Regions from separate parts of the Homo sapiens genome. Here region 1 is linked to region 2. A link is a contact called in ENCODE Hi-C or POLR2A ChIA-PET data. All regions are on one chromosome and are shown on one strand. The core of a region is the stretch at or near the end of the contact, and the rest is flanking DNA. Distances in the headings are between cores, read along the strand shown. Region 1 holds the start of ABCC9 (ATP binding cassette subfamily C member 9). Region 2 holds the start of LDHB (lactate dehydrogenase B).

The links. Hi-C counts contacts between places; a loop is a spot of excess contacts on that map. ChIA-PET counts read pairs that join two places held with the same protein, here RNA polymerase II (POLR2A). Pooled maps may share reads with other maps.
Region 1: a loop to region 2 is called in a pooled map, with 3 times the contacts of the local background. The contact joins the promoter of ABCC9 here to the promoter of LDHB in region 2. A Hi-C loop is called at or near these places in 1 of 37 single-sample maps with no recorded cell type and 4 of 50 pooled maps. POLR2A ChIA-PET finds 5 or more read pairs at or near these places in 2 of 52 experiments (OCI-LY7 and WTC11).

Annotation. Positions count from the first base shown.
Region 1 is chr12:21,939,849-21,947,433 of GRCh38, forward strand. It overlaps ABCC9 (ATP binding cassette subfamily C member 9), which reads right to left and starts at 1,578. Exons shown (of 40, transcript NM_020297.4): 1 at 1,352-1,578; 2 at 862-977. RefSeq lists an enhancer at 1,011-1,988.
Region 2 is chr12:21,655,883-21,662,874 of GRCh38, forward strand. It overlaps LDHB (lactate dehydrogenase B), which reads right to left and starts at 1,960. Exons shown (of 8, transcript NM_002300.8): 1 at 1,869-1,960. It overlaps KCNJ8-AS1 (KCNJ8 antisense RNA 1), which reads left to right and starts at 6,431. Exons shown (of 5, transcript XR_007063241.1): 1 at 6,431-6,889. RefSeq lists enhancers at 1,512-1,601, 1,632-1,881, 1,859-2,387, 2,262-2,441.

The DNA.
Region 1 (7,585 bases), core at 328-2,827, 280 kb after region 2:
AATTATCTAACTTACGATTTCATGGCAAGAATCGCACCCTCAGTGTTTTTATTCCTCGAAATGCATTACATGAAATTCCACACATCTAGAACATATACATTTTGGATTTAGTTGGTGAATATAATACCTGACCTATCCAGTCTGTTGGTTCCTCTGCAAGACACGAGCAGTAGTTATCTGATTTAATTCTAAAAACACATTTAAGTGCTGAGGCATATAAGGTACACCATTTATTGTGGCCAGCCCTGTCCTTTGGAAATAGACTACAAGTAAAGCAAGTGAAAACTTGTCTTCCTTCCTGTTCACTTAGCAGAAAGCGTTAGTTCTGATCGAATAGCAATTGCAGAGAGTTTAAAATGCTGGAAACACCTGGAGAAAACATGCTAAATTTAAATAAAAGTTTTCATTCTTACATATAAAAGGATTCATTCTTTAATCGTTTAGAGATTAACCAAATTCTGTTATGAAAGAGAAGCAGGACATTTTAAAGAACTTAGGGCTTTATCATCATCTAGAGCATTTTCAGGATGGATGTCACTTGCAAAAACAAATGCTGTAATCACTTCTTTGAAGTTATTCAGTCCCTAGTTCATGAAATAAAAACTAGAAGATGTATAGCTAGTTAGCTAGCTACCATGGCTATAACTATGACAGATCCAAGTGGGAAAATCACTGGCAAAAATGACCACTGACTTCTGACTTAGTGCCTGATCTGAATCCACCCATTTACTCTTCAGTGGCTGTGAAGTACCATCCCACACCAAAAGAAATGTTGAAATTACTCAGTAGGTATTCCTTAGATACTGCAATGGGATTTTAAAAAAAATCCCAAACTGAACAAATAAAGCAAAAAATAAATACCTTGGGCAATAGCTTCACGCTGCTTCAAACCCCTGCCGGTGCACTTGAGCTACCTTCAAAACACCGACTTCCTACACTGTCTTAAGATGTAAATTTCAAACCCGGACGCAGAACTCCTAAAAAAAAGTAAAGAGTAACAAAAATTAAGCAGATAGAAAACTACTTCTTGAACATACAAGAATTGTCTACAAGAAAGGCGGTAATAATAACTCCTAATAATAATAACTCCTTTCACTGTTTCCAGTTGATTTGAGTAGGAGACGGCAGTTTTGAAGTAAAACTGGAAACCTGATCCCCACCCCTTCACTTCTCGAGCCGGGCCTCGTCCCTTAATTCTAGAAATAGCGATCGCGAAAGCTAAGTGCCGAGAAGTGCGAGAGAGTGCGAGGGCGTTTTTGGATAGCAGAAATGTTAGCTCAAAATCGACAACTTACAGTTATTCCTAAAAATGTTTAAATGGCATTCATGTAAAAGACACGGATTCACTTACTCCGATGACAGTTTTCCTCCCCTAGGCGAAGCACGCAGTGCGCCGGAACGGATTATTTTTAGGGTGGTGGGAGACCAGCTGCTGCCTCCTATCGAGTTTCTAAATTGCACAGACTGCTCTGGGCCGGGGCAGACACCGCGGCTGAGAAGCAGGAAACTGGGCAGAAGCCCCGCGCGCCGCGCCTGGGGCCGGAGACCTTCCCCATCCCTGCTCTGCTCAGCTTTGACTTGGGGCGGGCGCGACGCCGCGATTTTACAAACCCAAGTAATAGGCGTCCCCTTAAACTTCATTAGACACTGAAACTTGGAATATGATTCCATGATTCTCCGGAGTCGGGTTTTCAAACGTCAAAACACTCAAGGTATTCTTGTTTCTTTGTTTTGTTTTTCCATGCTCTGTAAGCACCCCTTTATTAGCCACGTAAGGAAGCGGATTTGGGGATTTCGCTGTTTCCCCCTGAACGGATCCGGGAAATGAAGGGCTCATTCTAGGTAGAGGCACCCACTGCTGGGTTATGAGTGCACGAATGTCTCACAGGAGCAAGGCTGGCTCAAGTCTAATTTTCCGCTTTTCCCCGGCGACCTAGAAAACTTGGTTTCTCTGGTGGACCAGCCGCCGCGCTATCGAAGGGCGACCCTTGCCCACCGTCCCCTAAAGTGAGACGCTGATTCCCATGGACTGCGTAAACAGTCACCCTCTTCTCCTGTTTCCAACCAGAGACATAATTAACTCTCGAGATAACGTGTTTATATTAAGATCACCCCACAACCACTCCCCCGCGAAACACAAGCCGTGAATTTTGTCCCCGACAACCCTCTTTAATTAACACCGGATTTTCTCAAGAGCCAGTTTTGAGTCAGCTTGAGATAAGCATTGTTTTCAGGAACTGTCGTATTTTAATAAAGGATGGTCAGCCGGGCGGACTTCTGCCCCTGAGGCTCCGCATGCCGTCCTCAAGGGGCGCCGCTGCAGGACTGCGGTCTGCTGGCGCTGGTCCCCAGATCTGAACCCTAAACACCGGTGGCCTCGTGGCCTGTGCGATGCAGGCCGACTCCAGCCCTGCCAGTCCCAGGGGATTTCTCCGCCGGCGCCCCACTCTTGGGAAGGTCGCTGCGCTTCCGGGTGAGTGCCTGACCTGCGTCAGCGGCTGGGACTTGAACCCGCGGCCGCTAGGAATCTGCGAGGCCATATGGGGCCGAAACCTGGGAGGGTCCGAAGACTCCGTTCCTGTGGCCTTTGAACGCTTGACAACTTTACCCTGGAGCTGTCTGCAGCGGCGCAGGGAAATAAGAGAGCGTTTCAACAGTGAGGATCCTGGTACTATGGATGCAGCCCAGGGTGGCCGGGTGAGCAAGCTGGACGCGAGGCCAGAGGCTCTCCAGGGCATCTATGGAGAGAGAACTGGAAATAGGGGGTGCCAATAATCCCAAGATGAAAACTCTTGAGTGTGACTACACAAAATGAAGTTTACTTGAGGATTATAAAAGAATATTACAATTCATTAAGGTCATTTACAATGTTTAAAAATCATGCTTATTGTAGAAACTTTGGAAGATGTGAAAGTGTACAGAGGAGATCAAGGAGCCCCCCGTAGATGCACCTGTGCACACACACCCATAAAACTACTGAAAACATTTTTTTTTATGTTTTAACAAACACAGGCGGTATGGTGCATTGATTAAGAGTGTGGACTAGGAAGGCAGCCTGCTCGATATCACATCCTGCTAGTTAGTTCAGAGACTGAACAAGTCACATAAACCCTCTGTGTATCAGCTTCCTCCTCTGTTTAATGGGACAATAAAGATAAATAATTTAAATAAATATAGAATAATTTTTAAAATAATTTAAATGGCTATATACTATTCCATTGAAAGGCTATACCATAAGATTCATTTTCCCGTTGTTTGACATGTATTTGCCCAATTTTACTAATATCTGTGATCATATGATGACCTTTTTTCATAAACTTTTTTTCTTTCTAACAAGTAATGTTTTAAGATAAATTATGTGAAAAATAATTACGGGATCAAAAGTGGTAGATATTTTTAAGGCTGTCAACATAGAATGCAAAATCACCCTTCTATGAAGTTCGTATTAAGTCCCCCAAATTGTATGAGATGAGCTATTACACTTATACTCAAACCAGCATTGGATATTGCTATTTTTTATTTTAAAAAAATATTTTAACTTGACAGATAATATTCAATTCTGTTATTCACATTCAACATTTCCCCACTATTGATTAATCTTTGTATCCCCTCTTTTGTGGCAGTTTGTTCACATACTTGTGTACCTCATGGGTCTTAATGAAGTTTACCATTTGTATAAATGTTTCATAAGAGTATACTAATCAAATGTTTAATAAGAGGATACTAATCCTGCTTCATATATGACACATTTTTCCCAATTTGTCATATTGTTAAAAAATGATAGTGCTGCTGCCTTTCAAAAAAGTAAGAAAAAAGTTTTCATGTGTTCTGTAAAGATTTATTAGAGCACACACTATGTGCTAGACATAGAAGCTAGTGATGAGTCAGATCTCTAGGGTCTATTGCACTTCATTGAACTTTCTCCTAAGGGAAATTTTACGTAGGCAAATTTGCTGCTTGTTGCCTTTGCAATGTATTAGAACACTTTAGTTAATAAATATTTACCTTCATTTATATTTGTTTAAAGGCTTTAGTAAAAATTTGATTTTGGAATTTATTTTGGCATACACTATGGGATGAAAATCTGCATTTATACTTTATTTGTTACACCAACACCATTTACTGAATAATCTTTTTCTTCTGCATTGTGGTGTAATACCACTTTTGTCATATACACATAATTAGTTCATAATAAGATCTGTTTCCGGGCTACCTATTCTGTTCAATTGATCTGTTTCAATTTTTTATTATATTGCTATGATTAGACTGATTTGATTATCAGAGATTAAATTATATTGTAACCCTGACAGTGCCAGTCCCCTTTTCACTCTTTTCAAAATTTTCAAAGCTCCTCTCTTTTGGGGATTTTATTGGAATTTCATTAAAACTAGGAAGTAATTTATAAAGAACATATTTTTAGTGCTTTGTCTCTTCACCCAGAAATGTAGTTTCCCATTTATTTGTCTTCCTTTTATCCCAGTATTAAATTTATACAGGTCTGTGCATATTTTGTAAAGATTGATCATACAAATTTCATATTTTTGTTTTAATATTTTGTACTGCTATTAAGGATGTACTATTTATTTTGTCCAAAAAAAGTATATTTATCTTATATCCAGACACTTTATTAAGACTTCTCAGTAATCCCAGAGCTATTTCACCCTGTTACCTTGACTTTCCAGAAATACGATTTCATCTGCAAATAGTGGTACCCTTCCATTTTAAAATACTTACAGCTTGTTTGCATTTTATCTCTAATCTTCATTAAATACATTCCAGAAGTGTTAAATAATACAAGAAGATAAACCATTGTTTCTTTCAGAAATATATACAATATATTTTTAAATCAACATTGTAAGTATAATTTTCATGAAATAAAAAGTATCCATGATACATGTAAAATCCAAAGTCTTTTGAAATAACCATGATCCCAAAAAGATACAAAGTATTTCTATCTCCCAAGGAAGTTATCTTGTGCCTTTAACTAGTCAGTCTAACTGTCTCTCACTTAGGGTAACAAGTGACCTGAAGTCTATCACTGGAGATTAGTTCACAAATGTCATATAAAAGGAGTCATACAGTACATACTCCCTTGTGTCTGGCTTCTTTAGGTAAGCATAATATTTTTGAGATTCATCCATGTTGTTGTATATATGAATAGTTTATTCCTTTTATTGCTGAGTAGAATTTCACTGTATGAATATGCAGTTTGTTTATTCGTTCACCTATCTGTATACGTTTGGGTTATTTCCAGTTTTGGGCAGTGATGAATGAAGTTTCGGTGAACCGTTTTGTAAACATAGGTGTTTTGTTTTTTTTTTCCTCTTGGGTAAATATTAAGCAGTAGATTTGCTGAGTCATATGGTAACTATACATTTAACTTTACAGAAATTACCAAAATGTTCTTCAAAGTCATTGAAACATTTTACATTCCCTCCAGAAAAGTATGGCACTTGCTTCACAATCTTGCCAATATTTAGTATTATCTTGTTCTTTTTCTAAATTTTAGCCCTTATATTGCATGTGGACTGGTTCTTGATTGTGGTTTTAATTTGCATCTACCTTATAACGAATGATTTTGAACACATATTTTCATGGTGTTACTGGTCATTTATATATTTTTTCATGGTAGGCACAACTCTAAGGTGGCTCCCATGACATTTACTCCTGGTGTTACTCCCGTGATTACATTATGTTACAAGACAAAAGGAATTTTGTAGATGTAATTAGGGTTACTAACTAGTTGACTTTAAAATAGGCATATTAGGGGTGACATTAGCAAGACGACAAAGTAGGAGATGCCAGCCTTTATACTTCCACAAAACACAACAATTAGACAGCTATCCACAAACAAAAATAGACCTAGGAGGGCTCAAAAATCCAGTAAGCAAGAACACAGTGGAAAAAAAAAAGTCACTTGGGAGATTGGCTTAGCAATGTCTGCAGATGGCCATAAACAAAGATTAAACAAACAGGGATGAGTTATGTGTATCAGCCATATGTTGGGTCCCATCATGATCCACAGTGGCCTATCCTCTAAAGGACCTTGGTAGTCTTAGCCACTGAGGACCTCAACAACCCCCACAGCAGAAAACCCCATAGTGTTTGTTGGCACTGACCCCATTGGCCTACTCTACAGAGGACATCAGTAGCTTTTGCCACTGAGGTAACCAACAGCCATCCCACCATAGATCTCCAGGAGAGGGAAACATTGCTGCGTACTGTCTAAAAGGATGTGCTTTTGTGTTGACCAGAGACCAGGGCTGCCACCCCTACCCCCAACCCCATGACTGCTCTGGAACACAGAGCCACAATTTCTCTGCACACACATGCACCTCGGACCCCAGTTCTGCGAACACTCTGCACATGCCCACACTCCATACCTAGCTCTATGGCTGTTGCACATACGCTTGTGTCTCAGGCACTAGAGCCACAGCTGTCAAAGTATAGCCAGTGCCCTGGACACAGAGCCACTGTCTATCTGCATGTGTTCACACTCTGGACCCTGGCTATATGGTCACTTGGCAGGCTCCTGCATCTCAAACATTGGAACTCCTGTCAATGTGGGCTAGCCAGAGCCCTGGACCCTGGAGCTGCTGTCTGTCCACAGTGCCTGCACTCCAGACCCTATCTCTGTGGCTGCTCCGCAGATGCCCACTTGTGCATCAGACACCATTGTCACTGCCACTGTGAGGGTGCCTATGTGCTGGGCTTGGCACCAAGAGGGATCCCCTCAACCATGACATCTCCTGTGGGAGAAAAAGAGATCAAGAGGTTCCTAGCAGCCACCAAAGATCCCAACTGCTTTCATCACCACTGCAGACATGCATTGCCTTGGCCATTAAAGAATCCTGCAATCTTTGCCAATGTTAACCTCAGCTGATGAAGCCATGTGGAGATTATACTGGGCCTTCCCCAAAGCTATAATTTCCACACTCCATCCAGTCAGTGCCCTCACACCAACCTGCAGGTGAATGTCTTTTCCCGTGAAGCTAGTCTATAAAGTCTAGAAGGAATAACTGCTCCATCAATTGCTCAGATACCAATGCAAAACTATAAGATACATGCGAAGTCAAGGAAACATACCATCAGAGGAACACAATTTTCCAGGAACTGATCTAAAAGAAGTAGAGATCTGTAAATTGCTGGGCAAAGAATTTAAAATAAATGTCTTAAGGAAGCTCAGTGAGTTCAAAGAGAACATAGGTAACTCTGAAATAAGGAAAACATACAAACTAGCAGCTCAATGGAGATAAATAATAAAAAAGAACTTCTGGAGCTAAAGAATACAATGAATAACATGAAAAATGCAATAGAGAGCATCAATAGCAGCCTTAATCAAGTAGACCAAAAATCTGTGAACTGTAAGACAGATCATTTGAAATTATCTAGTCATTCTAAGTGAAGTAGCTCAGGAATGAAAAACCAAACATCACTTGTTCTCACTCATAAGTGGGAGCTAAGCTATGAGGAAATTCTTCAAGCTGAAATGAAAAGAGACTAATTAGTAACATGAAAATATATGAACATATAAAACTCACTAGTAAAGGAAAGCATATAGTCAAATTTAGAATACTCTAATACT
Region 2 (6,992 bases), core at 710-3,209:
TTATAGTACACTAAATATATACCACCCTGTCTTCTTGAACAGAGAATACAGATGGCAAATAAGCCTTTTCTTCACAATTATTACTTATAATTGTAGTAGCCCATTGTAATGTCCATGATTTTCACTTGTTTTTTACTTTTTATGTCGCATCTGAGGTCACCATACCTGTCTCAAACTGTACCAGAGCTTCCCAGTCTAGTTTTTAATTCTAATCTGCAATGGACTAAGCAATAAGTCTAGTCTATTAACTGTATACGTAAAGTAAGAGTTAGCAGGACTCAAAGTTGGAATAAAGCATCTGAATTTGGAGACAACTGTGTAACAACTATTTTATCTTATAGTTTTTTTTCCAAAAAATATTTCCTCCCATCTGTAAGGATAAATTAAAAGGAGATTCTTTCGCCTTTACAGATCACATTTACAGTTTCCTAGTGGACGTTAAAGAGAGAAGATGCAATGTTGTGCAAGTGCCTCCACAAATAGATGACCTTAAAATGAAATAAATTCAGACATGGCCTGCATTTTAAACAGGCTCAGAAGAAAGAATGCTGCATCTCTTTTTGAAGGACGACACACATGAATAGTTGTTCTGCACTTAAGTTTATTGTTGTTAGATGGTCTGTTTACGACCGTTTTGGTATACAGGGGGCCCAGGAAGCAGTGGAAAATGAAAATGAAGAAACAGTGGCTATATAAATACAGATTCGTTGTTCTGATAGACCTTTTAATTTAGAAAACTTCAGGAAGTACAATTTAAAGGCTCGAACCAGATTTTCTTTCAGATATTTCTGGAGAAAGTGCTTTTCTTCAATTTTTCCTTAAAAAGAGTTTTAAGAAATGAGAAGAAAATGGTCTGCATGATATACAGGCCTGTGCCAACATCAGAGTGCAGGCTGTAAGGAACAAGAACGACAAACGGTAAAAATCTCTGAGTCTTGGTCCCTTATGTCTCCTCACTGCTGTGGATATAAATCATTAGAAATAAAGGAGCGCCTTAATTTCAGGAACAAAGATCTTCTTTGCAGAATCTTTCTCACCGTAATCTTTTAAAAATTCAGGTTTTGCTTTTGAATTCCTCCCCTCCCCCCATTCCCCAGGCCCTTACTGCAGCTTGTACTGCTCGCGGTGCGCACAAACCATCTTTTCCTCAGGGCACCGGCAGCAAAGAACAGCAGATCACGAGGGCATGCAGAAGCTAGAGATCTCCCCGAGTAAGGTCTGTGGGGACAAGTCTAGGACTTCCTTACTCGGAGCACCCAAGGCTGGTAAAGTAAACGAAGCCCCTAAGCATCCAGAAAAGAGGCCCTGCAGGAAAGAACTGGCGCATGGCTCCTGGAAAGACCGTCAGAGCCGGGTAAAAATAAGTGCAGCGCCAAACGTGCTGGTCATCTAGGTGCCTTTCTCCTCATCCCAGCGAGTGCAAGGGCATTTCTCTATTACCGTGGCAATATATTCAAATATTCGAGGTAAAGATCGTCCAGCCTTCATAGGCCACCTGGTTCCGTCCCCCTCCCCCAGCTACTCGGGCACGTGTCCCGACTCCCGCCAGCAGGCCGTGGGGGTGATGTGGCCGCCATGAACCCACCAAGGACAAGTAGGGCCTGGTTTTAGCTGCAAATGCAACAAGTCTCTCCGCTGAGCCGCAGCTGCTACCCTCTGCCTTCTGCTCCTCCGCCAGGGCACGGCCCCCCCTGCGCCCCAAACTGAGCGGCAAAGTCAGGGCCCGCGGCCGGATGCTCAGAGCTAAAGGCCGCGGAGGACAGATGTGCTTCTTCCTCCTTCCCGCGTCTCCCCATACAAGTACTACCCCGCACGTCCCATCAGGCTTGCCTGTGGGCCAGGATTCAGGGTCCTGAGCCGAAACCTACCAGGAGAGAGAAGGCTCTGGAGACCTCTGTAACAGTCGTGCGGAGAAGACAAAGTCAGCTGCGTGCGTCTCCTCCGGCGCCGGCTCTGCAAGGAGGGAGGAGGGGGCGGGGCCCCACAACCACCGCAGCCTCTTAGGTTTCTCCATTGTGATTGGAAATCCGAGTACCGCCTACCCCTCCCCTCGGCTCGCTCAATCCCCTTCAAGGACAAGGGCTCAAGTATGCACACTCCCTCCCCCACCCTCCAGATGAGGAGGTCTCCTTCCAGAGGCTTCCGCTCTCAGCTGGTCTCACATCTCGCAGGCTCTTCAATGCGGAGGCCAAGTTATTTATAAAACTTGCCCATCCCCGACTCTTCTGGACTTTAACGCTCTTGTTCTATTAGATTTAGTACAAATAGAAATAAATTTCTTTCCTTCTTTTTTTTATTTTGAGACGGAGTCTCACTCTGTCGCCCAGGCTGGAGTGCAGTGGCGCGATCTCGGCTCACTGCAAGCTCCGCCTCCCGGGCTCACGACATTCTCCTGCCTCAGCCTCCCGAGTAGCTGGGACTACAGGCGCCCGCCACCTCGCCCGGCTAATTTTTTGTATTTTTAGTAGAGAGGGGGGTTTCACCGTGTTAGCCAGGATGGTCTCGATCTCCTGACCTCGTGATCCGCCCGCCTCGGCCTCCCAAAGTGCTGGGATTACAGGCCTGAGCCACCGCGCCCGGCCAGAAATAAATTTCTATGTTGCATTTCAGTTAAACTTTAAAGGACTTAAAAAAATACATCTGAATTTAGATCATCTCCGTTTTAAAGTTCATTTGATGAAAATGACTATTTTTTTCAACCTGTTTCAACAAACACGCAATGATTGCTTACTCGTTGCCTGACAAGACCAATGAGGCTTTGTCCCTGCCATCTGAAGTTCCCCTACAATTCCACCTGGTCTCAAGGTCAGGCTTTGCCCTCTAGGGGAAATGTGGGACCACTAAGTGAGATGCACTTTCTTTTTTAGTCCCTAATCGACTCCAAAGCTGGATGTTGTCATTCATTCTGTCTTCAACACTCAGCCAGTGCTTGGTACCTAAATATAGCATTGATGAATAAATGAATGAATGATAAATTGGAGGAATTCTGAAGAGTCTGGCTTCAGTTCTGTTTTCTTATAATTAAAATGCTTTCAAATATAGCCATCTCACAAACTTCCTGTATGTGAAGTGTTTTTTTTTGTAAATGCATATTTCTTGTATATGACCACTAATTCTATAATTATTGCTTCAGTTTATTCTCAGTGCCAAGCATTGGTAAAAAACATAAATATAAGATTATGCCCTTTGAGGTGTTCCTAGTCCATTGGAGACAGACAAGTAGGCAACCTATTTCAATTACAATAAGTGGCAATAGAAATTTGGTTAAAGTACAATAAAAATTCAGAGTAAAGAATCACTAAGAGAAGGGTTTGTTGAGAAGAATTCATAAGCCTCAAACTCTCCTAGCATAAATCATTCAGCTAGTGGGGACTTTGACTGAAGATACAGTCCAATTACAAATTAAAATGTGATGGTGAGGAAAAGAGCTTGGAGGATAATCTCAAAAGTATTACATTAACCCTAAATCCAAGTTTGAAGCAAGAATAGCCAAGTCAGCCTAGCAAGTTATCTAGAAGGTACCCTAGATTTCTTTTTCACTTACTTTGCAAGTCAGATATTTAGACTTTACTTCTAAATATCTTTCCACTTATTCCTCTTCTTGCCATCCCCATTACTGTGTAACTTTGGAGATGAGGTAGGAAAAAATGAAAAGAGGTATCTATTTCCCTCCTCTACCCTCATTTCCATTCCTCGCCACAAGGTGTTCTAATCTGATTGAACAAAGTGAATGCTCTAGTATGTAACTCTAAATGCCAGGAGAGCATACTACCCCTCTCAAATAGTTGAGAATTGTATACCCTGGCAAGTTATCTTTTATGTGTAAAACACAATTTTATATATACAATGATCCAGAAAATATATGCCCCATACCATTCTATTTTGAAAAAAATCATTGGGAAACTATATGCCAACATATTGAAAAATAAGCAAAATTAGGAATCCAAGAAAGGGGGGAATTATGGCATAAAAATACAGGCAATGATGGCTAAACCAATTAATTTAGAGATAAGGACAAATAATTCCCAGAAACGTAGTTATAAAATTGAATGTTAATGTCCAAAATTGTCAAAACAATATTTGTCAAAAGGAGAATATTTTTCTTTCAAAAAATATTGAGGACTTCCTCTGTGACAGGCACTGTTTCAGTGATCAAGACAGATAAAATGCCTGCTCATGAGGAACATATATTCTGGTGGAGGATCATAGATAATAAACAAGTCAATGAATTTTAAAATGATTAGATAAAGGATGTAAACATAACAACATACAAGTTGCCCGTCTGGGCTTTTCCAGCCTGTGGGCTGTTGTCAACAATATTTATGATGTTGCAGAAGATGGAGTAATTCACTCCTATAGTAAATGACTCCATACTGCTGTGTTTTTTGACTTCTCATGCCTTAAAAAAAAAGTCTCCTGTTGTCAGATTGTGAACTGTTTTAAAACTGTATTCATAGAATTGGAGAACAAAATAGGAACTTTAAAATAATCTAATCCAAATGAATGCCTAGAGTTTGAGTGACTGGCCTCAAATTAGTCTGTGATTTAAGAATAGAACCAAAAATAATTTTGGTCTTGCAGCTATCTGTGTGCCTTTCTGTGGGATTCTTTGTAAATTCTATTTTGCTGTCTTTATTCTTCGGTAGCCACAAAACCAGATTAGCTAATGTTATTAGGACTGTAAGTTCTTTGAGGGTACTTTATTCACTTTTATATCTCCAAGTAGCATAGTATTTCTGACAAGATACATTTATATCTCCCAGCAGATACCTATTAAACTTGAGGCACAGTATGAGTAAATGAACCCTGAGTTAGGATTTGAAAGACATTCATTGATACATAGATTCTTTTACATCATTTTCCTTATTTCCTAGTTCTTCGGAATAGTTTGAGGAGCTGAAGTTCCTTGAAGCTGAGCTTCAGGTAGGTGAGGTATTACTATAATAGCAATATATGCTTGTAAATGGACAGCAACTGGCCTTGGTGGGTATCTCTAACAAGAAGAAGAAAAAGGTTCCAGGGAGAGAAAATAATACTAGTGGGGAAAAAGGAGAACTGAGGGTTTAATGTCTCAAAAAGCAAAATAATTCGATTCTAATTGTCTAGCCCTTCATTAGATAGTTGTAACATAGAGTACCTTTTTCCGTTTACATGTTAGCTGTTCTTTTTAGAAGACAGGTAGTTAAATTCTAAATCATACTAATAACTGTGAATTGACTCATTGTGGTGTCTACTTGGATATAGACTAGTTTGTGCTAAGCAGTACGTCCCTAATGTGCTTGAATGACAGATGTTTAGAAGTAGTTTATCGGTAAAAAATACCTAGGCTCAAAGCTATGAATATGGATACATTTTTATCTCTTGCTCTTGCAAGCTGTTTTCTCTGGGTATCTGAAAAACGTCATGGAAAAACTTTGACTATATTTATTCTACTTATGGAAAGATGCTTTCTTGCTGTCTCCTACTGAAAGGTGACAGCGTGCTGGCAGTCCTCACAGCCCTCCCTGGCTCTCGGCGCCTCTTCTGCCTGGGCTCCCCCTTTGGGGGCACTTGAGGAGCCCTTCAGCCCACCGCTGCACTGTGGGAGCCCCTTTCTGGGCTGGCCAAGGCCAGAGGTGGCTCACTCAGCTTCCAGGGGGTGTGGAGGGAGAGGCGCGAGCGGGAACCGGGGCTGCGCGCAGCGCTTGCGGGCCAGCTAGAGTTCCGGGTGGGAGTGGGCTTGGCAGGCCCCGCACTCGGAGCAGCCGGCCGGCCCTGTCGGCCCCAGGCAATGAGGGGCTTAGCACCCGGGCCAGCGGCTGCGGAGGGTGTACTAGGTCCCCCAGCAGCGCCGGCCCACTGGCGCTGCGCTCCATTTCTCGCCGGACCTTAGCTGCCTCCCTGCGGGGCAGGGCTCGGGACCTGCAGCCCGCCATGCCTGGGCCTCCCTCGCTCCCTGGGCTCCTGTGCGGCTCAAGCCTCCCGGACGAGCGCCGCCCCCTGCTCCACTGCGCCCAGTCCCATCTACCACCCAAGGGCTGGGGAGTGCGGGCCCACGGCGCAGGACTGGCAAACAGCTCCACCCGCGGCCCGGTACCGGCGGGATCCACTGAGTGAAGCCAGCTGGGCTCCTGACTCTGGTGGGGACTTGGGAGAACCTTTATGTCTAGCTAAGGGATTGTAAATACACCAATCGGCACTCTGTATCTAGCTCAAGGTTTGTAAACACACCAATCAGCACCCTGTGTCTAGCTCAGGGTTTGTGAATGCACCAATCCACACTCTGTATCTAGCTACTCAGGTGGGGATGTGGAGAACATTTGTGTCTAGCTCAGGGATTGTAAATGCACCAATCAGTGCCCTGACAAAACAGACCACTGGGCTCTACCAATCAGCAGGATGTGGGTGGGGCCGGACAAGAGAATAAAAGCAGGCTGCCCGAGCCAGTAGTAGCAAGTGGCTGTGGTCCCCTTCCACGGTGTGGGGGCTTTGTTCTTTCCCTCTTTGCAATAAATCTTGCTGCTGCTCACTCTTTGGGTCCACACTGTCTTTATGAGCTGTAACATTCACCGCGAAGGTTTGCAGCTTCACTCCTTAAGCCAGTGAAACCACTAACCCACCAAGAAGAATGAACAAACAACTCCAGACGCGCGGCCTTAAGAGCTGTAACACTCACCGCGAAGGTCCGCAGCGTCTCTCCTGAGCTAGTGTGACCACGAACCAACCAGAAGGAACAAACTCCGAACACGCCGCCTTTAAGAACTGTAATACTCACCGCGACGGCTTTTAAGAACTGTAACACTCACCGCGACGGTCGGCGGCTTCATTCTTGAAGTCAGTCAGACCAAGAACCTACCAATTCCGGACGCACTACCCGGGGGACATGATAAATCTGGGAAGGGCACCTCAGGTAAGCCTTTGACTTGCTAGGGGTTCAGCCTTGCTAGAGTTATACAGAGAATAAAATATGCATGTATAGTGAATTATACACAGTTTGAAGTTCATAGTTTTTG